Linked DNA regions of Homo sapiens: all the other regions are linked to region 1. A link is a loop called in an ENCODE intact Hi-C map of the cell type or tissue named here. Cell type or tissue: chondrocyte. All regions are shown on one strand.

Evidence for each region. Hi-C counts contacts between places; a loop is a spot of excess contacts. Peaks named below come from ENCODE experiments on the same cell type or tissue, not always from the same donor. Only the 100,000 strongest peaks of a DNase experiment are listed, where the experiment ranks them.
Region 2: a loop joins it to region 1, with 2.4 times the contacts of the local background. A loop is called at or near these places in 2 of 110 quality-filtered maps.
Region 3: it touches region 1 in a loop (4-fold over the local background); 19 of 110 quality-filtered maps call a loop at or near these places.

The regions. Positions count from the first base shown.
Region 1 is chr22:25,443,878-25,451,877 of GRCh38, forward strand. It overlaps LOC124905093 (a long non-coding RNA gene), which reads right to left and starts at 4,116. Exons shown (of 2, transcript XR_007068033.1): 1 at 3,807-4,116; 2 at 78-1,295. It also overlaps the pseudogene CRYBB2P1. RefSeq lists a silencer at 7,342-7,539. In chondrocyte, a CTCF peak has its summit at 4,121; a DNase peak (open chromatin) is centred at 4,231.
Region 2 is chr22:25,197,687-25,205,686 of GRCh38, forward strand. CRYBB3 (crystallin beta B3) reads left to right here and starts at 2,172. Exons shown (of 6, transcript NM_004076.5): 1 at 2,172-2,223; 2 at 3,691-3,785; 3 at 4,988-5,106; 4 at 6,077-6,209; 5 at 7,534-7,676. The coding sequence starts at 3,711. In chondrocyte, CTCF peaks have their summits at 4,840 (motif pointing right) and 5,051; DNase peaks (open chromatin) are centred at 1,961 and 4,965.
Region 3 is chr22:25,698,389-25,706,388 of GRCh38, forward strand. It overlaps GRK3 (G protein-coupled receptor kinase 3), which reads left to right. Exons shown (of 21, transcript NM_005160.4): 14 at 5,122-5,188; 15 at 5,721-5,821. Among named protein-coding and RNA genes, the nearest start is that of MYO18B, 40 kb to the right of the region's middle. RefSeq lists enhancers at 4,530-4,629, 5,179-6,378. In chondrocyte, CTCF peaks have their summits at 3,779 (motif pointing left) and 3,981; no DNase peak of the experiment used is centred here.

The sequences.
Region 1 (8,000 bases):
TAACTTCTTAAAAGTCATAAAAACAATAAAATAGGATCCTGAAAAAAAAACCGTTGAGATAAAAAGGCACAAATCAATATGAAAATATCATAAATGTATATTATAAGTGAAATAAGTCAATCTGAAAAAGCTGCATATGCTATGATTCCAATTACATAAGCTTTCTGGGAAAGAAAAACCAGAGGGACAGTGAAAAGATCAGTGGTTGCTGAGGGATCTGGAAAAAGGGGAGAGAAGTTAATAGGTGAAGCTCATGTAATGTCAAAACCCTTAGACTACCAAAACACAGACTGAATCTTAATGCAAACTCTGGCCTTTAGATACTAACAATGTATCAATAATGGTTCACTCATTGTAACGCATGGACCACACCCATGTAAAAGGTGGTTAAGAAAAGCAAACTTTGGGGGGAGGGTCTGAGAATTTTCTGTACTCTCTTCAATTTTTACATTCATCTAAAACTGTCCTACATAAACTCTCTTAATTTTTAAAACTCTGGCAACACTGTTTCAGGAAGAGATCCATCTCAGCTAATGTTTAATGATCAGCTAAATGTTAAAAGTTTCAGTTGAGATGTTTTCTATTTAAAGTGAATGAAACTTTTAGTTGTAAATACGCCATTACTTCTGTAGTTGTAGTAGTGGCAACTGACTAAATAATTTAAACGTGCACACATGAAATAAAAGAGAAATATGACACAGCATTTTTAAAGTTTTGTCTAGGCCGGGCATGGTGGCTCATGCCTGTAGGCCCAGCACTTTGGGAGGCCGAGGCGGGTGGATCACCTAATGTTAAGAGTTCGAGACACCCTGGCCAACATGGCGAAACCCCATCTCTACTAAAAATATAAAAATTAGCTGGGCATGTTGGTGGACGCCTGTAGTCCCAGCTACTCAGTAGGCTGAGGCAGGAGAATTGCTTGAACCCAGGAGGCAGAGGTTGCAGTGAGCTGAGATCGAGCCACTACACTCCAGCCTGGGCTACAAGAGTGAAACTCCAACTTAAAATAAATAAATAAATCAAGTTTTGTCTTAAACATGAAATGCTTAACCAACTGGAATCACTCTGCTTGAATGCACTTAATAACAGAATAGTCACAGTACCTTCAATTGATATGCACACTCTCACTCTTTGCCTAGTCAGAACTTTTCGGACCCTCTGCTTCCAGGGAGAAATAGACTGCACTGATTCCTGATGAGTGCTGTTGGGCCAGAAGTTCTCGGATGCTCAGCTTGGAGTCGGCAGAGGCTCCGCCAACTCCTCAGGAATTACTTGTATGTTCGGGATGCAAGATCCTGGGGAATTACAAAAAAGATAGCTGTTGAAATCTTACAGGCAGAAGACCATAGATAAATTAGTAATACTTTACTCACAGATCAAACTTTTTTTTTTTTTGAGATGGAGTCTTGCTATGTTGCCCAGGCTGGAGTGCAGTGGTGTAGTCTGGGCTGATTGCCATCTCCGCCTCCTGGGTTCAAGCGATTCGCCCGCCTCAGCCTCCCAAGTAGTTGGGATTACAGGCATGCGCCACCACGCCTGGCTAATAGTTTTGTATTTTTAGTAGAGACAGAGTTTCACCATGTTGGCCAGGCTGGTCTCAAACTCCTGACCTCAGGTGATCTAGCTGCCTCAGCCTCCCAAAGTGCTGGAATTACAGGCATGAGCCACCACACCCAGCTCACAGATCAAACTTTTGATCCAATTTTTACCACCTGCTTAGCACAGCCACCTGAATCAGAGAGTTAGTCCTTACAGAGAGATTTTTTTTTTTTGAGATGAGGTCTTGCTCTATTACCTAGGCAGCCGTGCAGTGGCATGCTCATGACTCACTGCAGCCTCGAACTCCAGGGCTCCAGTGATCCTCCCACCTCAGCCTCCCAGGTAGGTGGAACCACAGGCACACACAACCATATGGGGCTAATTTCTAAAAGTTTTTTGTAGAGGTGGGGTCTCCCTAAGTTGCCCAAGCTGGTCTTGAACTCCTACCCTCAAACTACCCTCTTGGTTTGGCCTCCCAAACTGTTGAGGGATTACAGGTGTGACCCACTGTGCCTGGTCCTCCTAGAAAGACCTTGCAGTGTGGGTAGCACTTAAAATGGAACAGATGATGTAGGCAAATGCCTTTCTTTAGATGAGGCAATGTGGAAAGGAAGCAGAGCAGACTGACCAAGAGCATGGAGCCTGGTGCCTATGGCCTGGGTTCAAATCCCACTGAGAAGCTGCACATACCTAGGAGTGTTATGTAAATCTCTCTGTGCTTCAGTCCCTGTTCTGAGATACACGAATGTTAGGCCGAGCGTGGTGGCTCACACCTATATTCCCAGCACTTTGGGAGGCTGAGGCAGACGGATCACCTGAGGTCAGGAATTCGAGACCAGCCTCATCAACATGGTGAAAACCCGTCTCTACTAAAATACAAAAATTAGCCGGGCGTGGTGGCAGGCACCTGTAATCTCAGCTATGTGGGAGGCTGAGGCAGGAGAATCGCTTGAACCCAGAAGGCAGTGGTTGCAATGAGCCGAGATCCCTCCATGGCACTCCAGCCTGGGCAATAAGAGCGAAACTCTGTCTCAAACAAACAAACAAACAAAAAACAAATGTTAATATGGTCCCTCTTATGATATAACGCTAACATTGAATTCAGGTAAAGCCTTAAGAAGACTGGTGCCGGCCAGGTGCGGTGGCTCATGCCTGGAATGCCAGCACTTTGGGAGGCCAAGGCGGGCAGATCATGAGGTCAGGAGATCGAGACCATCCTGGCTAAAATGGTGAAACGCTGTCTGTACTAAAAATACAAAAAATTAGCCAGGCATGGTGGCGGGCCCCTGTAATCCCAGCTACTTGGGAGGCTGACGCAGGAGAATCGCTTGAACCCGGGAGGCAGACGTTGCAGTGAACTGAGATCACGCCACTGCACTCCAGCCTGGGTGACAGAGCGAGACTCCGTCTCAAAACAAAAAAAAAAAAAAAAAAAAAGAGAGAGAGAGAGAGAACTGCATTAATACAGATGGTTCCATATTTTCTCCAGGGATCATCCGACTGAGGAGGTGGGTGGGGAGGTGTGGGACAAAATGGGGATTATGGTATTGTTCAAAACGGAGGATTTTAATGTGGTCTCCAGTTGGATAGAAGTTGTGTGTACATGTGTTTGTATTATCTATACACACAGAGACACTGTTCTGAGTTCCTCATGTATATTAATCTGTATTTTATCCTCTCAACAACTCTTATGAGAAGGTACTTTTCTGCAGATGGAGAAGCTGAAACACGCAGAGGATTCACTGCCTGCTCCAGGTCACCAGCTTATAAGTGGCTGGAGCAGGATGTTAACCCAGGTGGCCTGGCTCCAGAGTCCATGCACTGAGCTAGAACAAAGAAGATAGAAAAGAGGGCACATTCAGCTTGCTGGGCTTTCCTGTTCATGCTCACTCTGTCTCTCCGGAAGAGGGTCACCTTTTCCTATCCTCCTGTCTTTGGACTTGAAACTCCATGATTTGGGCCTTTGTATTCTGCTACTTGCACCAGCAAACACAAAGGATTCTCAAATCTTGGACCTCAGACTGGGAGCTGCAGTGAAAGTTTCCGTTGTTTTCAGGCTTTTGCACATAAACAAATCCACATGGCTGGTTCCCCTGGGAGCCACACTACTGCTGCTTTTTCTCATTCTCCAGCTTGCAGATGACCTGCTGTGGGACTTTGCCTTGCAATTAGGTGAGCCAATTCTCCCTATAAATTCCCATTTACAACACACACACACACACACATATGTACACACACACACACGTATATACACACACAAGACTTACTTATCCTGAATACATATGCACCCAACAGTGGAGCAGCCAGATTCGCAGGTACTTGAAAGCTGAGATGGGAGGATCACTTGGGTCCGGGAGGTTGAGGCTGCAGTGAACTGTGATTGCACCACTGCACTTCATCCTGGGGGACAGAGTGAGACCCTGTCCAAAAAAAAAAGGGAGCTTCACAGGGGGAGGTCCACATGCATAGGTTGGGGAGTTCCTGCTCCCTGGTGTCCCACAAGGCACCCTTCTACCCTACCTGACCTGGGCTTATGCTGACCATGAGGTGAATCATCCTGCACTGTGCACTGTGACTGGCAGGGGGCGCTGAAACCGCCTTTTCTGCCCCACATGGTGCGCATGCGTGTTCTCACCGTAGACGCTGCGTGGCGTGCGTGGCGTGCGTGGCGTGCGTGGCGTGGAGTCCAGAATGAGAAGAAGGAAAGCGGGGCCGGTTCCTTCAGGACCCGCCTCAGGGGGCACCGCGGCGGCTTGGGGACCACTTGGAGCCCCGTCCTGGGGAGAAAACAGCTCACGTCTATGGCCCTGACTGCTTAGGCGGGAGCTGCGTGCAGCTCAGCTTCTCCGGGGCATTTTTTTCTACACGGTGAGTACAGAAGTTTGTTTCCTCGAACGTTCCCTTTATTCTCATCTTCTCACTAGTTTTCCTCTTTCTCTTATAGTATTTTAATATTTGTTTTACCATTAGTTTTGTTCCCTGAGGGCTTTTGAGGGTGGGAAGTGTAGCAGACTGTGGTATTTTTAGGGTTTGAGGAGTTCTTCTGAGGGAACCTGTCCCATATAGATGGGGAGAGAGGAAGGGGAAGCCCGGCCCAGGTGGGAGTGGGGGCCAGGTCTGGGTTTTTGGCCGCCTCCTGTCCAGGCCTCAGACGGAGGAAAAAAGATGCCAGCTGCCTCCAGGATTTGATGAATTTTTAAATTTGCCTTCCCGCCATCGGGACAAATCGGGACTCTTTCACCCCCCTCCAACCCCCGCCCCCAGGGAAGCCTATGTCCCCTTCTGTCCCTCTGGTCACGACCACCTGACCAGGGGGGAGGGACACCCTAGTGCGAGCCTGACGGGGACTTACCCCTGATGACGGCGATGCTGAGGACCTGGTTCTCTCCATTCTGCTCAGTGTTACGTCCCCTGTGCAGAAATGTCTATTCAGGGTCCCTGCCCAATTTGGTGTTATCTTATTGTGGTTATTGCTGCTTAGCGCTGTTAACGTATTGCATATCTTTTATAACAACCCCTTAGGAGATATATGCTTCCCCCAAACTTTCTCCCCATTTGTAGGATTCCTTTTCATTTGGGTCATTGTTTCCTTTCTGTACAGAAGCGTTCCAGTTGGATGTAGCCCCACATGGTTGTTTTTGCTTTTGTTACTTGTGATTCGCTTTCCCAATTTAAAAAATAAATATATTCATAAGTCATTCCATTCTCGACGAGATTTTGTCCCTCTTCTTTTTTTTCCTTTTTTTCTTTTCCTGTTTCCAAACTGTGAGCCTAGATGCAAGTTGCCCCAAAACTAAGTGCTCCACCATCCCCTCTTTTTATCTTACAGACATTTGATGATGATCTGTAATTTCAGGCCTTGTGTTTGGGTCTTCAATCCATTTTGAGTTGATTTTTGTGTATTGTATACCAGAAGGTTCCTGTTTCATTCTTTTTCATAAAAACATCAGTTTTTTCAAAACCATTTAATGAAGAAAATCTCCTATCCCCATTGAGGCTTTGCAAACTCTGATACTGTTTTCATTTGCTTTGGAGGTATACCCAGTAGTGGGATTGCTAGATCATATGGTAGTTGCGTTTTCAATTTTTTGAGGAATTTACAACTTTTTTTTTTTTTTGGAGAGGAAGTCTGGCTCTGTTGCCCAGGCTGAAGTGCAGTGGCGTGATCTCGGCTCACTGCAATGTCTGCCTCCCGGGTTCAAGTGATTTTCCTGCCTCAGCCTCCCGAGTAGCTGGGACTACAGGTGCATGCCACCATGCCCGGCTAATTTTTTGTGTTTTTAGTAGAGACGGGGTTTCTCTGTGTTAATCAGGATGGGCTTGATCTTCTGACCTCGTAATCTGCCCGCCTCGGCCTCCCAAAGTGCTGGGATTACAGGCATGAGCCACCGCGTCTGGCCTACAACTTTTTTCCATAGTGTATATCCTAATTTATCTTTACACCAACAATGCATAAGATTTTCCCTTTATCCAAATCCACACCAGCATTCTTTTTAATTTTTAAGATATTTTCAGTAACATGTATTCCAGTAGGTGTGGGATGGTATCTGAATGTGGTTTTGGAGTACAATCTTTTCTGATGAATAGTAATGTTGAGGACCTTTTCTCTTACGTGTTTGTGCATGTTATGTAATTTTGGCAGCGATGTCTATTCGGGTTTTCTGCCCGATTTTAGTTTGGATATGTATTTTTTATGCTATTTGGTTTTTTTTTCTGTGTATATGTTTGATAACAACCAGTTATCACTTCTCTGATTCCCTCCTATTTTCTCACAATCTTTTTCTTTTTTGAGACGGGTCACTCTCACCCATGCTGGAGCACAGCGGCACATCACAGGACCATGTGTATTGGGGTATTGGCTACCTACAGCTTTGCAACGCAATTTGATATGAGGAATTGTGAGTCCTCCAACTTAGTTTGTATTTGTCAGGGTTCCTTAGAGGTTCAGGGCTCTTTGTGGTTCCATGATAATATTAGCATTGTGTATTTAAACTTTTTTTTTTTTTTTTTTTTTTTTTTTTTGACGGAGTCTTGCTCTGTCAACCAGGCTGGAGTGCAGTGGCATGATCTCGGCTCACTGAAACCTTCATCTCCTGGGTTAAAGCGATTCCCCTGCCTCAGCCTCCCAAGTAGCTGGAACTACAGGTGCATGCCACAACACCCAGCTGAATTTTTTTTTTTTTTGTATTTTAGTAGAGATGGGGTTTCATCATGTTGGCCAGGATGGTCTCGATCTCTTGACCCTGTGATCTGCCTGCCTTGGCCTCCCAAAGTGCTGGGATTACAGGTGTGAGCCACTGCACCCGCTCCTCCCCCACCCCTTTTTTTTTTCGAGATGGAGTCTCGCTCTGTCGCCAGGCTAGAGCGCAGTAGTATGATCTTGGCTTACTGCAACCTCTGCTTCCTGGGTTCAAGTGAGTCTCCTGCCTCAGCCTCCCAAGTAGCTAGGACTACAGGCGCGCCACCATGCCCAGTTAATTTTTGTATTTTTAGTAGAGATGGGGTTTCACCATGTTGGCCAGGATGGTCTTGATCTCCTGACCTCCTGACCTCGTGATCCACCCACCTCAGCCCCCAAAAATGCTAGGATTAAGGGGCCACCGCACCCGGCCTATACTTCTTAAATGTTTTGTCTATAATAAGGCACATAAACAGAGGGTATACTGGGACTTTTTTTCTCATCTGGGACTCTTTTGTTTTTGTTTCTGTTTTTATTTTGAGACACTGAGTCCCGCTCTGTCGCCCAGGTTGGAGTGCAGTAGCATGATCTTGGCTTACTGCAACCTTTGGCTCCCAGGTTCAAGTGATTTTTGTGCCTCAGCCACGCAAGTAGCTAGAATTACAAGTGTGTGCCACCATGCCCAGCTAATTTTTGTATTTTTCAGTAGAGACGGGGTTTTGCCACGTTGGCCAGGCTGGTCTCACACTTCTGGCCTCAAGCGATCTGCCCACCTCAGCCTCCCAAGGTGCTGGGATTACACACAGCCACCTTTCCCAGCCTCGTCTGGGACATTTTGATACATGTATATTTTTGGTGATGATCAAATCAGGGTACTTAGCCTAACTATTCCTTCCTACAGGTATTATTTCTCTGTGGTGAGAACACTCAAAATTGTTCCCTTCTAGCTTTTTTGAAAAATACAGTATTGTAACCAGAGTCACTCAGCTGTGGAACAGGAATGTATTCCTCCCAGCTAACTGTAACTTTGTTTCTATAACCAATCCCTCCTATCTGCCCTCCTTCCCCCAGCCTCAGGAAACCACTCCTGTACTTTCTGCTTCTTGAAGGTTAAGTTTTTGGATTCATCATAAGTGAGGTCATGCAGTGTTTGTCTTTGTCTTTCTGTGCTTGGCTTATTTAACAGAATGTTTTCTAGGTTCATTGGTGTTGCCCTAAATGAAAATTGCATTATTTTTTATGACCGGAGAGTATATCATTGTATATGTGTACTACATTTTCT
Region 2 (8,000 bases), 250 kb before region 1:
TTAAACATTGGTTCTCCTTAGCTATACAATGGGAGTGGTGATCAGGACATTTTTGCAGGTAACAGTTTAAGGTGGTGGTTCTCAGCTGGGTGGATTGTGCCCTCCAGAGCATGTCTGGTAATGAAAGGAGGCATTATTGGTTATCACAAGAAGGAGAGAAGATGCTCCAGGAAGTGAGTAGAGGCCAGGGATGCTGCTCAGCATCCTGCAGTGCACAGGACAGCTCCCACCCCGACCCCACCACAAAGAATGACCCGACCCCAAATGGCAGTAGTGTCAAGGTTGAAAAGTCTAGATTGGGGAGATGTGGTACATCAAAGTGCTGAGCGTGCAGTAGGTCTGCAAGGTCCTCAAAGATGTGATGGGAGGGGGAGCCACGCCATCCCCACCTCTGCCTTCCTCCTTCTGTCCCAGCTGGTGGCAACTACATCCCAACTCAGGGGGTCCAAACCGACTGCTTTCTGTGACCTTCAGCAGGAAGTAGCCCCTTGGCTTGAACTGTCCAGAGTAGGCAGGATGCTGGGAATAAAAGTCAAAAATAACAGATACTGTGCGCAGTGCTTTGCTTGCATGACCTCCCAAAATGGCCCAAGTGGAGAGAAGGTTCTCCATTTATGGTGAGGAGACAGTAGCTCTGAGACCTTCAGGAACTCGTCCAAGGTCACACACATCTGCCTGACTCAGAGTCCAGCTGTCATCCACAGCATCTCACCACCATCTCCCTCTAGGGGGTACAGGGTAACTGTGTTTTTGTTTGTTTGTTTGTTTTTTGAGACGGAGTCTTGCTCTGTTGCCCAGGCTGGAGTGCAGTGGTGCGATCTCAGCTCACTGCAAGCTCTGCCTCCTGGGTTCACACCATTCTCCTGCCTCAGCCTCCCATGTAGCTGGGACTACAGGCACCCGCCACCACACCTGGCTAATTTTTTGTGTTTTTAGTAGAGACAGGGTTTCACCGTGTTAGCCAGGATGGTCTCGAGCTCCTGACTTCGTGATCCGCCTGCCTCGGCCTCCCAGAGTGTTGGGATTACAGGCGTGAGCCACCGCGCCCGGCCTGTAACTGGGTTTTATGCTGACTTGAGGATTTTAGCCAAAAACAAATACCAACAACAACAAAAGAAAACCTTGTTAACTCACTCCTTTGCTCCAATATAATTTTATTCATAAAATAATCACTTATTAGATATTGATTACAGGCAAAATTATACTTTGTTAGACACTTAAAAAATTCCTGGAAGCTGGGTGCAGTGGCACGTGCCTGTAGTTCCGGTTATTCAGGACACTGAGGAGAAAGGATTGCTTGAGCCCAGGAGTTTGAGTCCAGCCTGGGCAATGTAGCAACAACCTATCTCTAAAAAATAAAATAAAAATACCTGGATCTACCTTTTTTCTTTGGTCATAAATAAGTTGACTGTGATGGTCACTTTTATTTCTATTGAGGCTAAGATCCCAGGTCCTGGAGCAGGCCAGCCCCTTCTCTCTGCTGTGTGATTCTGAGTAAATGGGTTCACCTCTCTGAACTCAGTTTCTCCATGTATAAAGTGGAATCAGAATTCCTCCCCTAAGGATGGCTGGATGAGAATTCCATACAATGCTTGTGAAGCTGGCACAATGCCTTGCGTGTAGTAGGTGTTCAAGAAATGGTAGCTATTATTCGTGCGTGTCTTCTACATGAAGAAAGTCAGTCTGTGAGTTCTGTGACGGCATCCTATGGAAACGGTTGGGTGGATTTGCGCCCAAGTTGGAGAGTATGGTTAGCGTGATCTGACTTAAAACTTAGGCCACATGGCACATGGAAACTGGAGAGTGTCTGGGGTCCCTCACTTTAAGAACTAGAATTTTTCCAAAGGTTGCGTGTGACTCAATAGGAAATGGTGACCCCAAGAAACCAAAGAAAGGGAGTTGGTGGTTGTGGGGAGACACGGGAGAGCTGCACACCGTGCCCCTTGCCTGGCGCTGCTGGGCTTCCCACAAAGCCAGTGAGGTTCATCTGTCCCCAGGAAGTCATCAGAGACGGTGGCTGAGGAGACAGGCACTGGGGGCCTCCGTGGACCCGCTATTGGAGTGAAGTGGCCTGGATGGAATTGGGTGGACAGGGTGCTGCCTCAGCAGGCTGGGATGTGCTGGGCTGTCAGAAAGTGCTCATAAATAGCATGCCCCTTGCGAAGACAGGCGAGTCTGCAGACGGCCGTGGCTCCTCTGTTCTTCCCGAGGCTACAGCAACAGGTTCATTCTGGGATGGGTTGGGGGTGGGGAGGCAAAAGCCACCCTGGCAGGCCCGGACCTTTTGTAGTTTCTGTGGGACGCGCATGGCTGACCGCCTGCAAAGAAAAACAGCGCCTCCCTTAAGGGTCAGGTCCCAGTGAGAGGACCCTGACAGCCCAGCTGGGGGTGGAACGAGGGACCCTTGTCTGCAGTGGCCAGGGTCCAAGCCCCTGGACATGTGCTTAGGGCAGGGGACCTTCCAAAACAGCTCCTCTGAGGGAGGGGAGTGGGCACACATGGTACCTGCCAAGTCCCCCGAGAGTCCCCTGTGAGCTGGACCAAGCCCTGTTTCCTGCTGAGGCTAGGAGAGACAGAACCGACAGCCCGCAGGCTGTGCATGGTTAGGCCCACATCCAGAGTATGTGGGCTGTGCAGCTGTGCATGCTGGGGTGGCCGTGCTGGGAGCCGTGGGTGGGTAACAGTTGGATGTGGGGTGTAGATGTAGGTGCCTTGTTTACCACTGTGGATGTCTGAAATGGGCAGGGATGTGTGTGTGTGAGGAGAGAGAGAGAGAGAGAGAAAGAAGCTGTCCTGTGAGCCCATGGGTGAAATATAACTGATAGTGACCATAGAAACTTTTGCGAGTGTGTGCACCTATGTGTGTGTGCTGACAAACAGAACAGTCCTGTGTGTGTCCATGGGTGCAACAATGATGAGAATCCTTCCATGTGACTGCGGCAGGGGCCTGTATTGCGTGTCACTGTCCCTGTAGCAATGAAGAACTGTCGGTGTCTGGGTCTTGAAGTGGCTGGTACACAGTCGTGTTCAATAAATGCTTAAGGAATGAGTAACCGAACGCAGGGAAACTGACCTGGAGCAGGTGTCCAACGACCTGGTCTTACAAGCCTTTTCTCTAGAGGTCTGTCTGTCCACCTCCCGACATATGGGGTCTCCTGTCCCTCCTGGTCACCCAGCCCAGAGCCTGGCACTGTGTAGGTGCTCATGGAATATTTGTTGAATAAAGTAACCAGTGAACAAAAGAGTTCCTGGAGTACGGAGGTGGGAGAGACCCCTGTAGAGGAAACTCCCTGAAGCCCACCCTTTAGCCAGGTTCTGGGGGTGGGACATCTGCAGAGAGCTCTGAGAAACCTGGGTTTCGGGGAGCATCTGGATCAGGGGAAAAGGGCACGGGCTTTGGAGCCAGGCCCGACCCAGGCCACTTCCTCACTGTGTGCTTGAGGAAGTGGCCTCACTTTGCTGAGCCTCAGAGTTCCCCTCTGTACAATGGGGCTCCTGATCCCACTGTCTCAGTCCACGTGGCCCATGGCAGGTGCTCAATGGATGTTTGCTGAATGACTGAATGTCGATCATAAGTTACAGCCACGCCCCATGGGCAGCAAGGCTCTGTAGCTCATCCTGGACTCCAGTCACATCAACACCTGGCTTCTCCCGGGTGGATCCAGTGAACCATTTTCTTTTGGTTTGAAGCCAGAGGTGTTCCTGGGGAGATGGCGGAACAGCACGGAGCACCCGAACAGGCTGCAGCTGGCAAGAGCCATGGAGACCTTGGGGGCAGCTACAAGGTACTGGGCAGGGAGGGGGTCAGAGGGCCCAGGCTACTCCTGGGCCTCAGGGTCATCTTCCCAGCCAAGCAGCACCTCTGCAGGAAGGAAGAGCCATCCTTCCAACCACCCAGGCCAGGACAAAACGCTCCGGGTGGGTCCTCTCACTGCCACCCTCCCGTTAGAAACTTGCTTCATGACTTTGCTGCATCTTCCCTCGTCTGCAAAACAGAAATGGTCACCCACATCCTGCCTGCACCAATGGATCAGAGAGGCCCGGGGGTTTCTGGAAACGGCTCTGAGCTCTGACTCTCCTGTCTGACCTCAGCCTGGTGTCTTGCCCACTCTGGGGAAAAGGGCACAGGGTTTGGAGGCTCTCTGGGCCTCAACAGCCCCATGTTTGAAATGAGGATGGTGCCCAGATATTGTGCCCAGAGTTGGTGTAAAGGCTGAAAGACATGAGTGAAGCCAGCTAGCAGAGGGAGGCACACTAGAAATCTGAGAGAAGGTTTGAATGTGTTGGCTCTGCCCTTTCCAAACCATCTCCGGGGTCTTTTTGGGAAACTATTCCAGACAGAGTCTAAGGATGGGTCGAATCCCAGTGCCTCCTCTTAACTTGCTGTGCAGCCCGAGGCAAGTATCTTACCCTTTCTGAGCTTCTTTGATCCCTTCTGTAAAATGACTAGAACAGATGTTCCCTGGGGATCTTCTACAAAGTCAGTTTGTGTTTCCAGGTGGGTGAGAGAGGCAAAACCTTGGTCTGCCTTTGCAGCCCTTCTCTTCCTAGGCTTGGGGCAGGCAGAGGTCTTCCCCGAGACTGCAAACAGGTGTTTTCATTTTTTTAAGGGGGAAATTTCCTATTAAGGAAAATACAGATTTCTGACCTCTCTTGAAAAAATTGGAACTGGGACCTCATTCCCTCATCGCCAGAAGCAGCTTCATTTCCCCACCGACCTCTCGGGTTATTTCAGTCCGCTGGACTCCCCACCTGGCTCCTGCTGGACATCAGAGTTGCAATCACTAGTTTAATTGGTCTCATTGAAGTTCCTGAAGGCGTTTCCCTCCATGACCATTAGAGGGCAGTGCAGGCCCACCTCAGTGCCAGCTCCAGGCTGGAGAGATGCAGAAAGCAGAGGGTACCTCCCTCTAATGCCCAAAGGAGGGGCAGAGGCTGGAGCTGGGAGCCTAGCAGAGGTGGGATGTTTAGGACTCTGCTCTTCTAGGTGATCTTGTACGAACTAGAGAACTTCCAAGGCAAACGCTGCGAGCTCTCGGCCGAGTGCCCCAGCCTGACCGACAGCCTGCTGGAGAAGGTGGGCTCCATCCAAGTGGAGTCCGGGCCGTGAGTACCTAGACCCCCAGTCCCTCGCCACAGCCCTGAGCCTTCTGGGAGTGTGGAGGCCCCAGTCTGAGCTCTAGATCTGTTGTGGGGCTTTTGACAGCTCCCCTGCCTTCTCTGGCCTCGTTTTCCGCATCTGTAAAATGAGAGTTGAAGAATTCTCTAGAATCCTAGATGTCTGCAGAAAATCCCAGGATACCTGAGGTTGGAAGAACAGCAAGGTCAACCTAGCACCTAACTCAGTGACTGGAACATGGGATTTAATATTTATAATTTTAATAATAATTGTAACACCTAAAATTTAACATGCATTATGTCATTGAATCGTCATGACCCTGTGACAGAGGTATCATTCTTATTCCCACTTTATAGATGGGGAAACTGAGGCCAAAGTTGGTAAGTGTCCCATCCATGTCCACAAGGCAGGCAGGTCTCCCAGCTGGGCCCTGAATTCCCGCCTTTGGATTGCAAGTCCAGGCTCTGGCACTAACCATCTGGGTGATCTTCGGCAAGTTGCTTCACACACCAGGCCTCTGTTTTCTCATCTGTTGAATGGGGATAACAATGGTACGTACTTCAGAGAGAGTTTTTATGAAAATGAATGGAATGATGCAAATAAATACATATTAATAACAATACAATACAAAGAAGAGGAAAAGGAAGAGGAAGAAGTCACTGTCACCTATGGAATACTTACTGTGTACCGGGCATTGTGCTAAAGACTTTTCTGGGTACCTTGCACAGAGGCTAGATTCTCAATAACATACCCTAGGATGGTTTTCTGGCCCAGAGTCTCAGACAGTTCCCGGTATGTCCTAGCAGCTCCTTTAATTACAGGTCCAGGAATTAGCAGTAGGGTTGGAGGGAGGGTACAAGGTTCAAGGTCAGCAGCTCTTGGACACTTCTCTCACTAAACTTGAATCCTTCCTCAGCTGCAGCAAAGGTGACCCAGCCAAGCCTCTTCCTCCCTCAGGTGGCTGGCATTTGAGTCCAGGGCCTTCCGCGGGGAGCAGTTTGTTCTGGAGAAGGGGGATTATCCTCGCTGGGATGCCTGGTCCAACAGCCGTGATAGTGACAGCCTTCTGTCCCTCCGGCCTCTGAATATTGTGAGTGTGGTTCCTGCTCACTTCTGGGTGTTCCTGGAAGCAGGGTGCACTGAGAGCTGGTCAGGCAGCTCATTGCACAAGCTGGGCTGAGGGTTTGGCCCATATGGACCTGGCCTGGGAAGGGCCCTCATGTTTCTGATTTGAACAATTGTGTGGGACAAGAAGTGGGATATTGAAGGGACATTCGGTTGGGGATTGAGACACCAGGACTCACATCTTGAATTAAACCAGCATAGCACTGGGACTTTTCTTTGTAACCGTACTAAAACGATGAGCCACATGGCCCAGTCTCAAATCAGTATTGTTATCAAAGAAATGCAGTCCAGGAAATAACTTCAGAAAGTAGCCAAAATACTTTAAGTTCTCCACTTGTGTTTTTCTAGCACCTGAAAGGGACACAGTCCACAGTGACACTTTTTATTTATTTGTTTATTTATTTATTTTTCGAGACAGACTCCTGCTCTGTCACCCATGCTGGAGTGCAGTCTTTCTCTCTCTCTCTTTTTAAACATTTTTATTTATGTATTTTTATTTCATTTTGAGTTGCAGTCTCGCTCTGTCACCCAGGCTGGAGTGCAGTGGCATGATCTCTGCTCACTGCAACCTCTGCCTCCTGGGTTCAAGTGATTCTCCTGCCTCAGCCTCCTGAGTAGCTGGGACTGAAGGCACATGCCACCACGCTGGGCTAATTTTTGTATTTTTAGTAGAGGTGGCGTTTTGCCATGTTGGCAAAGCTGGTCTTGAACTTCTGGCCTCAAGTGATCTGCCTGCCTCGGCCTCCCAAAGTACTGGGATTACAGGCCTGAGCCACCACGCCCGGCCCACAGTGACACTTTAAACACCACCCTTCTCCCTCCCCTGCTTCACTCACACCCCGCAGCTGCTCCAGCCCTTTCTCTTTGTCACATAACTGAGTCCTCCTTAGAGGGCAGTGGAAGAGGGGAAACTGGGAAGATTAAACCGGCATCTGGTTAGGAAAGAGGGAAAGCTCATATGTTGATACTTTTGATCTCTGTCCACCCTCTCCTGGCCTCAGTTTCTCTATCATTTAAATGATGGGATTGAACAAGATCTGGAAATTCCTTTTCAGTTTTATAATCTACGGCTCTAGGTTCCTAAATCAACCAGCTTTGGAGGAATCTCCCCGTCCCTCCTACAGTGAATTTGGGGGTGGAGGCATCTCCTGAGGCCCTTCCCTCCTGCAGCAGGTTTGGGGGTGGGTGTTATTTTGTGGTGACCTGTTGATTCTTTCCGGCATCTGGAGCCTCCTTGACCTCTGTTCTGGATATGGGAGCAGCCGCTCACCCCACGATATTGCCCTCAGGATAGTCCACATCACAAGCTGCATCTGTTTGAGAACCCAGCTTTCAGTGGCCGCAAGATGGAGATAGTGGATGATGACGTGCCCAGCCTGTGGGCTCATGGCTTCCAGGACCGTGTGGCGAGTGTCCGTGCCATCAACGGGACGTAAGGGACCCAACCCTCACCCTTGCCCCATCTTCTGGTCAGCCATGCCTCTGGCTCCAAACAGAATCAGTGCCCATAGTTTCTTATTATTTTATTTATTTATTTATTTATTTTTGAGACGGAGTCTTGCTCTGTCGCCCAGGCTGGAGTGCAGTGGCGCGATCTCAGCTCACTGCAAGCTCCGCCTCCCGGGTTCATGCCATTCTCCTGCCTCAGCCTCCCGAGTAGCTGGGACTACAGGCGCCCACGACCACGCCCGGCTAAGTTTTTGTATTTTTAGTAGAGACGGGGTTTCACCGTGTTAGCCAGGATGGTCTCAATCTC
Region 3 (8,000 bases), 250 kb after region 1:
GCTGAGCTGTGCTAACTTTGACAGTAGCGATGTGCTGCGAGCACAGACATGGCAGAACCAATTCTAACCTGGAAGTGTAGGGTTGACATCATGTGGGAGATGGTCTGTCGGGTAGGCTTTGAAGATAGGTAGGATGACAATACAAAGCCTGGGAGCAGGGGAAATACCAGCTTTCTATGTTTCTTAAGAGGGAAGGAGTGCTGAGGGAGAAGTCTCAGATGGTTGGGTCAGCACTGGGAGGACCTCGGATGCAGTGCTGGGAAGTTTGACCTTTATCCTCCAGGCCCCGAGGCTGAAAGCTTTTCAGCGGAGCAGTGGCAGGGTTGGGTGGCTTTTCAGTAAGATGATTCTGGAAGCAGCCTGGAGCAATGGAGGAACCGAGACAGGAGGCAGGCAGAAGAATGTGAGCAAAAGGCAGTGAGTTTGCGCAGCAGCCCTGGAACCTGACAGGAGCAAATGACATGGCGGCATTGCAGAGTTAGCTTCTGTAACGCTTCAGTGTTTTCGTGGAGTGTGTTTTGTTTTTGTTTTTTTATAGATGGTTGGATATGGAAGGATAGAAGTTAAACATGCTGCAATTTAGATTCAAGATGATTGGGAGAATAACGATGTCATTACTAAAATCAGCGTCTGTAAAATTTCAGTGGTTCACATGAAACTGAAGTGTACGGAGGGCCTTTCAGGAGCAAAACCCTGTGGCGAGGCGGGCAGGAGGTGGGACTGTGTGCAGGAGCCCTCACTGCCTCAGCTGTGAACAAGGGGATAATGCCACCTGTTCTACTTCCTCACAAAGTTGCATGTGGGAGAACCTCAAAAATATGCCTGTCAGCCTCCTGTGCATTTTTCCTGTGTTGTATAGAAGGGAGCCCCTGGCAGCTGTCTTTTCTCAGGCACACGGGGCCTAAGAAATCAACTGAGTGGAGGAGGAGATTGACTAGGCAGGGTCTCTGAGGCACAGGCTTGGGCACAGTCCCCTCTGCATCCTGACACTCCTGGGGCGCCTGTCCTCAACCCTGGGGGACACTGGGCAATGGCTGGAGGCATTCTTGGTCATCATAACTTGGGAAGTGGCTGCTACTGGCATCCCCTAAGTAGAGGCCAAGGATGCTGCTCAACATCCTATGAGGCACAGGACAGCTCCCGCAACACCCCAACAAAGAATCCTTTAGCCCTAAATGTCAACAGTGCCGAGGGTGAGGACCACTGCCCCAGAGCAAATGCCCCTCCCTCCTCCCACAGCTGTGCAGTGAGGTGGAATCAATGGCCACCAAGGAAGGGTCTTTCTATTTTCTTTTCTTTTCTTTTCTTTTCTTTTTTTTTTTTTTTTTGAGACGAAGTCTCGCTCTGTCGCCCAGGCTGGAGTGCAGTGGTGCAATCTCGGCTCACTGCAACCTCTGCCTCACGGATTCACGCCATTCTCCTGCCTCAGCCTTCCAAGTAGCTGGGACTACAGGCGCCCGCCACCACGCCCAGCTAATTTTTTGTATTTTTAGTAGAGACGGGGCATCACTGTGTTAGCCAGGATGGTCCCGATCTCCTGATCCCGTGATCTGCCCGCCTCGGCCTCCCAAAGTGCTGGGATTACAGGCGTGAGCCCCCGCGCCCGGCCGCTCTGTTTTCTGTTTTAATCCTCCTTGCTGTGACCAGCGTGCCCCCTTGCTTCTGCTGAAACACCTTTCTGCACACTTCATTTTGTCTTTATCCCCTACAAGAATACTGCAAGGCACTTGGAGAAGGAGTCTGGATGGGAGAAAGATGTCAAGGCTTCAGAAGGTGTTTTGCATCCCTGGACTCACAGTGATTGACTGAGCCGCTCATATGTGCTATCTTTGAGTGCTGGTCACTACTTCTATTTCAGATGACTTTGTCAGATACTTAAGAGCGTCTGTGTAGGAAGATGCATCCATGTTGCAAATCTGTGGAGCTGCCATCATGATCTTCACCTAGATTTAAGATGTCTGTTAAGGAAATCAATTGATGTGACAGTGGCCTCGATCTTAAGCTTGTCACCGTTGATTGTCTCCCCGTGGAGTTGTCAGACATGAGGGAGAGCCTGGGCAGTGGCCTAGGGAGAACTGAGTGCTGCTGGCGCTATTGAGTTTGTTCCAGGAGGGGAAAAAGGAAAGTTTATAAATATTTTGGCAACTACTGGCTTAGGTTTGAAATGCACATTTAATATAACATGCCATCTTTTGGGTATTTTATTTTATTTTATTTGAGACGGCGTCTCGCTCTATTGCCCAGGCTGGAGTGCAGTAGTGTGATCTTGGCTCACTGCAAGCTCTGCCTCACAGGTTCACACCATTCTCCTGCCTCAGCCTCCCGAGTAGCTGGGACTACAGGCTCCCGCCACCACTCCCGGCTAATTTTTGTATTTTTAGTAGAGACGGGTTTCACCTTGTTAGCCGGGATGGTCTTGATCTCCTGACCTTGTGATCCACCTGCCTCGGCCTCCCAAAGTGTGGGATTACAGGCGTGACCCACCGCGCCCGGCCTCTTTTGGGTATTTTGAAATTAACTTTTGATGTGAGAGTTTTTAATCACATAATTTTTTGAACCCATTGTTTGCCCATGAAAATGATGTAGAGCTAACTTGGGCAGGATGTGTGTTTTCCCATCATTTATAATGTCCTGAACAATTTTCCAACTCATTTAGGGGAAACGTGCAGCTGTTCCATTCTATCTGTAGTTCAGAAAGCTGCACTTGACCACAGGACATGTGAATTCTTTTCCCACAACGCTCCCTGATGCAGCCAGCATGTTGCATGGGAAGAGCTTGGCCGTGCCTTGTAAGCTGTTGACAGGCCTGTTACTGTCTCCTATTTAAAGCGGCTGCATCAGGGAGCAGCTGCGATCACACAGGATCTGTGCACACCACGTGCCTCACTCAGAATGGAGATTATTACTATCATAGGTTTTCTTTAACGTTTTTCAAAATAGAAACCAAGTCTTTGGCTTTGTTCACAAAGAATAATCAAGAATATATTGGAAACAGATGTGCATCAAGATTTCAACTTGAAAGACCAAACTGTCTGAACATGGCAGCATAGACTTGAATAGCTGAAGAGCATTTTCTGATAATTTCTCATTGAGCCGGACATGGAATCGCTATATTTATAAATGGAATTTGTAGCAATGGGGCCCATGTGCTGGAAATGGTTTTGGCACCACTAACTTTAACTCCAAGTCCCCTCGCAAGCCTCCCTGTGGTCTCATGAAAGACTTTTTAAATTTAGCACAGAGCGCTTGTGTCAGAACACAGCAGGCTGCAAGTACATCGGGACCAGATGCAGGAGTGGGGTCCTCTGGCTTTGCACGCAGGAGCCAGGTCCGAGGGATTTGTCAAAACACCAGGAGATCTTCACTTAATCCCTTTTTATACATTAAGGAACATCGTCGGGTGGAAACAGCTAAGTGTCAAGCAGGGAGACTAAGGTTTTCATAAGATTTGATAAACTTTCATTCCTTTTCTCTGCAACCTCAAACATGTTAATATTTCTGTGCATTTTGTATAAAAGAATGATACAAGTATGTTTTTAAAAATTATAAATAACAGATATTGTTTGCTTTTATATCTGCTTTTTAAATGTGGTAATTGTACATTTTTTCCTTGGAAATAAGGCAAAAAGAATATTTCCAATCAAAATCTGTTTTAAAAGTTAACAAATGCTTGCTGGGTGCTAATTTACCTTGTTTTGATCTTTTTTTTTTTTCCCAAATTAATGCTTTTAAGAGATGGCAATTAGTTTGTGTTTCACTGCATGATATGGAAGGAAATAAAGGACTAGAGTGCCCTCTCTTGTACAAAAAGAAAATTAAAGTGTTTCAGACAATAAATGGCCTGAAATGTAATAATCTCAAAAGATAGTTCAATGTATAACCTAATTAATTCAGTAGGATGACCAGCTCAGTAGCAGTAAGTAGCAGTGCAAGATAAGTGGCATTTTAATTCTTTTTTAGAATCTCTGATTTATGTGTTCAACATTCTAATCCATTTTATGGAGTTAATATTAAAATATTTTGCATAATATCCTGCCTGCCTCAGATTATGTCATATATGCCTTATAAATAAATTTATAAGATGACTACTTTGTAGGCACATCTTGTTATAAGAAAAGTCAATCATATGTGTCCCTTTAATTTTCAAAATGAAAAATAAACCATGGTAATTTAGTTTGCATATTTAATAGTGTCTTTTAATGATAAGATTTCCTTTGAAAGCCAGCTTCTCCAAAGTTTTTAAAACATGAGAGTGAGAATAATCTGTTTTACATAGTTCACCAAGTAGACATTCATTTCATAAAGTAAGAGTTATCTTTATTAATTTCACCAGTGGTTACTGTATTAGGTACCTACCGTGTACTGCCATTGTCTTGGCTACTTGCATAGATGTCACTTTAGTTTTTCCCTTCACTGCTTCTGTGAAGTATGCGGCTTGATCCCCGCTTTACAGATGAAGAATTGATACTGAAGGTTTCTATGTGGCTGACAGTCACTAAACCAACAAGTCACAACTTGAACCCAGCTTTTCTGACTCTGGAGTCGGGTTCTGCACAGGGAAAACAGGAAGCGCTCAGAGCTGTGGAGAATCTGCTGGTGCACGGTTAGTTTCTGTTTTCATCAAAGGGATGTATTACTTAAAATGACTGGTTTCTAGGGGTGAATCATTTCATCTCCTTCATGTTTTGGTTCAACTGCTGTTCCTTGGGCTGTTTGAGGGACCAATATCCATTTTTCTGAAAAATGTACATGAAAGTTATTGTTTAGCTCGAACTCTCATATGACAAATGTTATATAAATGACTTTTATTCTCATGATTACCTGTTGGCTAGTTATATATTCTTTTCTAATGATGTTTCCATTGGAACAGCGTATTTTAGGGCCACAAGTTCACTGAAGTGAGATTCAGGCAGTTCAAGTAAGATACAAGTCTTGCTATTTCAGGACCTAGCATTTATTCACCAGTTCTTCCATGGAAATGATAAATGTTTACGGCTTTTGCATTTCTCCAGTTTTGAATGAATAGTGATAGGACATCATACTTTACCCAAATATTAGTCAGTGATATGTTCTATATCACCTGATGCCATATTTTGATAGAACAATTCTTTATTTCTACAGTCACAGCCCTTTCAGACAACATAAAACCAAAGACAAGCATGAAATTGACCGAATGACACTCACCGTGGTAAGGGGATTCAAAACTGTATTCTTGTCTGTATGGTAATTGTCATGCTTCATTCCGTCAATAATAAAAAAATGCTATTACATAAAATGTTATAGGAAATATAAAATTATGTATAGACATAATAAAAATTTGCTTTCTTGAAACAAATAAATGCAGATACAATTTCTAAAAGAATTTCTAGGGGAAACATTAATGGAAATAGATGCCAAGGCAAAAATCAGGATTTACTAACGAACAGTATGAGGAAGCTAAAGAAAATCGAGAACAGAAGTAAAGAAATCAAAGAAAAGGAGAAATTACTGAGATGCCAACGAATGAGAATGCCTTCCGGTTCTTCTGATCTGCCCCCAGCCTCATTGATTTTGCAACTGATTAGTTATCTTTTCATGTTTCTATAGAGTAAATATTAATTCATAATGAGGCTGCAATTTTTAATACTATGCTTATCCCAGTAATAGTCTTTAAGTCTGGTTGAGTGTTAGGATGCTGTTTCATGAACGGATTTTTGAAATCTTACTCGTCTTTTCCCCAGAATGTGGAACTTCCAGACACCTTCTCTCCTGAACTGAAGTCCCTTTTGGAGGGCTTGCTTCAGCGAGACGTTAGCAAGCGGCTGGGCTGTCACGGAGGCGGGTAGGCCATTGTTCCTGCCTTTCGGTATCTTTACCAGAAGAGCAAAATAGTGATTTTAAATACTGTCTATCAAAAGTCATCCCTAGTCATTAAAATCTTCCATTTTGACTTGAAAGGGGAAAAAAATAAATCACATGGGAAATATACAAATATTGTCCTATGTGTTTTATAATTAAGAAGTTGAAGAAGTCACTCACTTTTTTACTTTATTTATTTTTGAGATGGAGTCTTGCCCTGTCACCCAGGCTGTAGTGCAGTGGCGTGATCTCAGCTCACTGCAACCTCCACCTCCTAGGGTTCAAGCAATTCTCCTGCCTCAGCCTCCTGAGTAGCTAGGACCACTGGGGTGTGCTACCACGCCTGGCTAATTTTTGCATTTTTAGTAGAGACGGGGTTTTCCTATGTTGGCCAGGCTGGTCTCAAACTCCTGACCTCAGGTGATCCACCTGCCTTGGCCTCTCAAAGTGCTGGGATTATAGGCGTGAGCCACTGCGGCCAGCCCACTTTTTAACTTTTAAAGATTGACCTTGTAGATGACAGAAGTGAATTCTGATATTTTGTAGTCCATTTGTTTTTTAGTGATGGTTGTATTTGTGATTGTGGCAGTTTAACATTCTGATCAGTTTCTCACATATTTCTCTCATGCATAACTGAGTAACTGCGATCTAACACATGCTCACTATTCTCCTGCCCCAAAACACTCTGAACAGTAATATCTGGAAAGCTTATAGAGAGGGACTTCAGACAGACCTTTTTCCTGTATCTCTTCTCCCCCAGGCTTGCTTGGCATAAGAAATAACTTTTAACTGTATATTACCTATATGTATATCATACATATGTGTATGTATTTTTAGTGTGCATATTATACATATAAGCATTTTATGTAGATAGCTAAATAATGTACATATATATGAGTATGTCCTTATCAATTTGCAAAATTACCTATTCCTGCTATAATAGATGAAGATTTAGCTCACTCATTACTGTCTCTGTAGCCTTCCCTTCCTCCACCTCTCAAAAGTTGAAACGCTATTTTGAGCTCCTCTTTTGCTTTCCTCTGTAGCTTTAAATTCCATGCTTAACCCGGTCTTGCCTTTTTCCAACTATAAACAGTATCTGAGTTGAGGATTTTGACATTCCTATCTTTCATTGACTTCTGTCTCATGTTCTTTCATGTTAATTTTTATTTTTACATTATCAAGATGATACTGCTTTCTATTCTGTGATCATAATCAATCATAATCAATCTTTGTGCTTTGCATATAGGTTAATTTCAAAAGTTGCAAATGAAGAAGGGGTATTTACACTGTTAAGGAATCAAAAATGTTGTTCATTACAAGGCTTTTACTTAGCCTGGTAATAAACCTTAAGTTAGTCATATATATACATATATAGTATGATCTCTCTCTCTCTCTCTCAAAAAAGAATATGATAGTTGTGGACTTTGTTTTTCCATGATGTTTCTTTCGGGAAGGACTCAGCCTGCAGCTGCAATGAAAAAGAGGTGCTCTATTTCTGCTGATTGGCATCATCTCACCCAACACTTCCCTTTCCAGTCTTCTGGACTGAATCTGCCATTCACTTGATTCCCTGCCTCCTGCTATATTTAGGCTAGATATAGAATTCTAAGGAAGTAATAATTTTCCCCCAGAGCTTTGAAACTCTTACTTTATTGTGTACAAGCAAGCAGTCAATGCAGGTCATGGAGCTAGGTTACCACTCGCGATGGCAGACAGGTAGCATCCCTTGTGCTCGGAGACTCGTGTTCTTCAGCTTGGAGACCACCCTTTATTTATTTGACATTTATCCTCCTCTGTTTCTCATAGAACTCTTATTAGCTGGATGCTGGGATTCCTTTCTAGATTTGGGCCTCTGCACTTCTGATCTTGTATATTACCTGCATCTTTGCTTTAATTCTTTGTTTTACTTGCCGATAGCACAAATTTTCAACCCTTTCGTTGATTTCTTTCTAAAAATCTTTAGCAGGTTTAATTTCTTAAAAGTAGAACCTTTCAGGGGTTTTACCCCATGTTAAACACCTTGCTGCAGGTGTTCTGGAGTTGGGTGTCAGGGAAGAAGTACGGCGGGTATGGGTGTGCATTTGTGTGCAAGTGTGCAGCTCAATGCCCAGGCCTGTGTCTCATCCCCCAGCCACACACACTGTGGTGAGCTGGAGCTC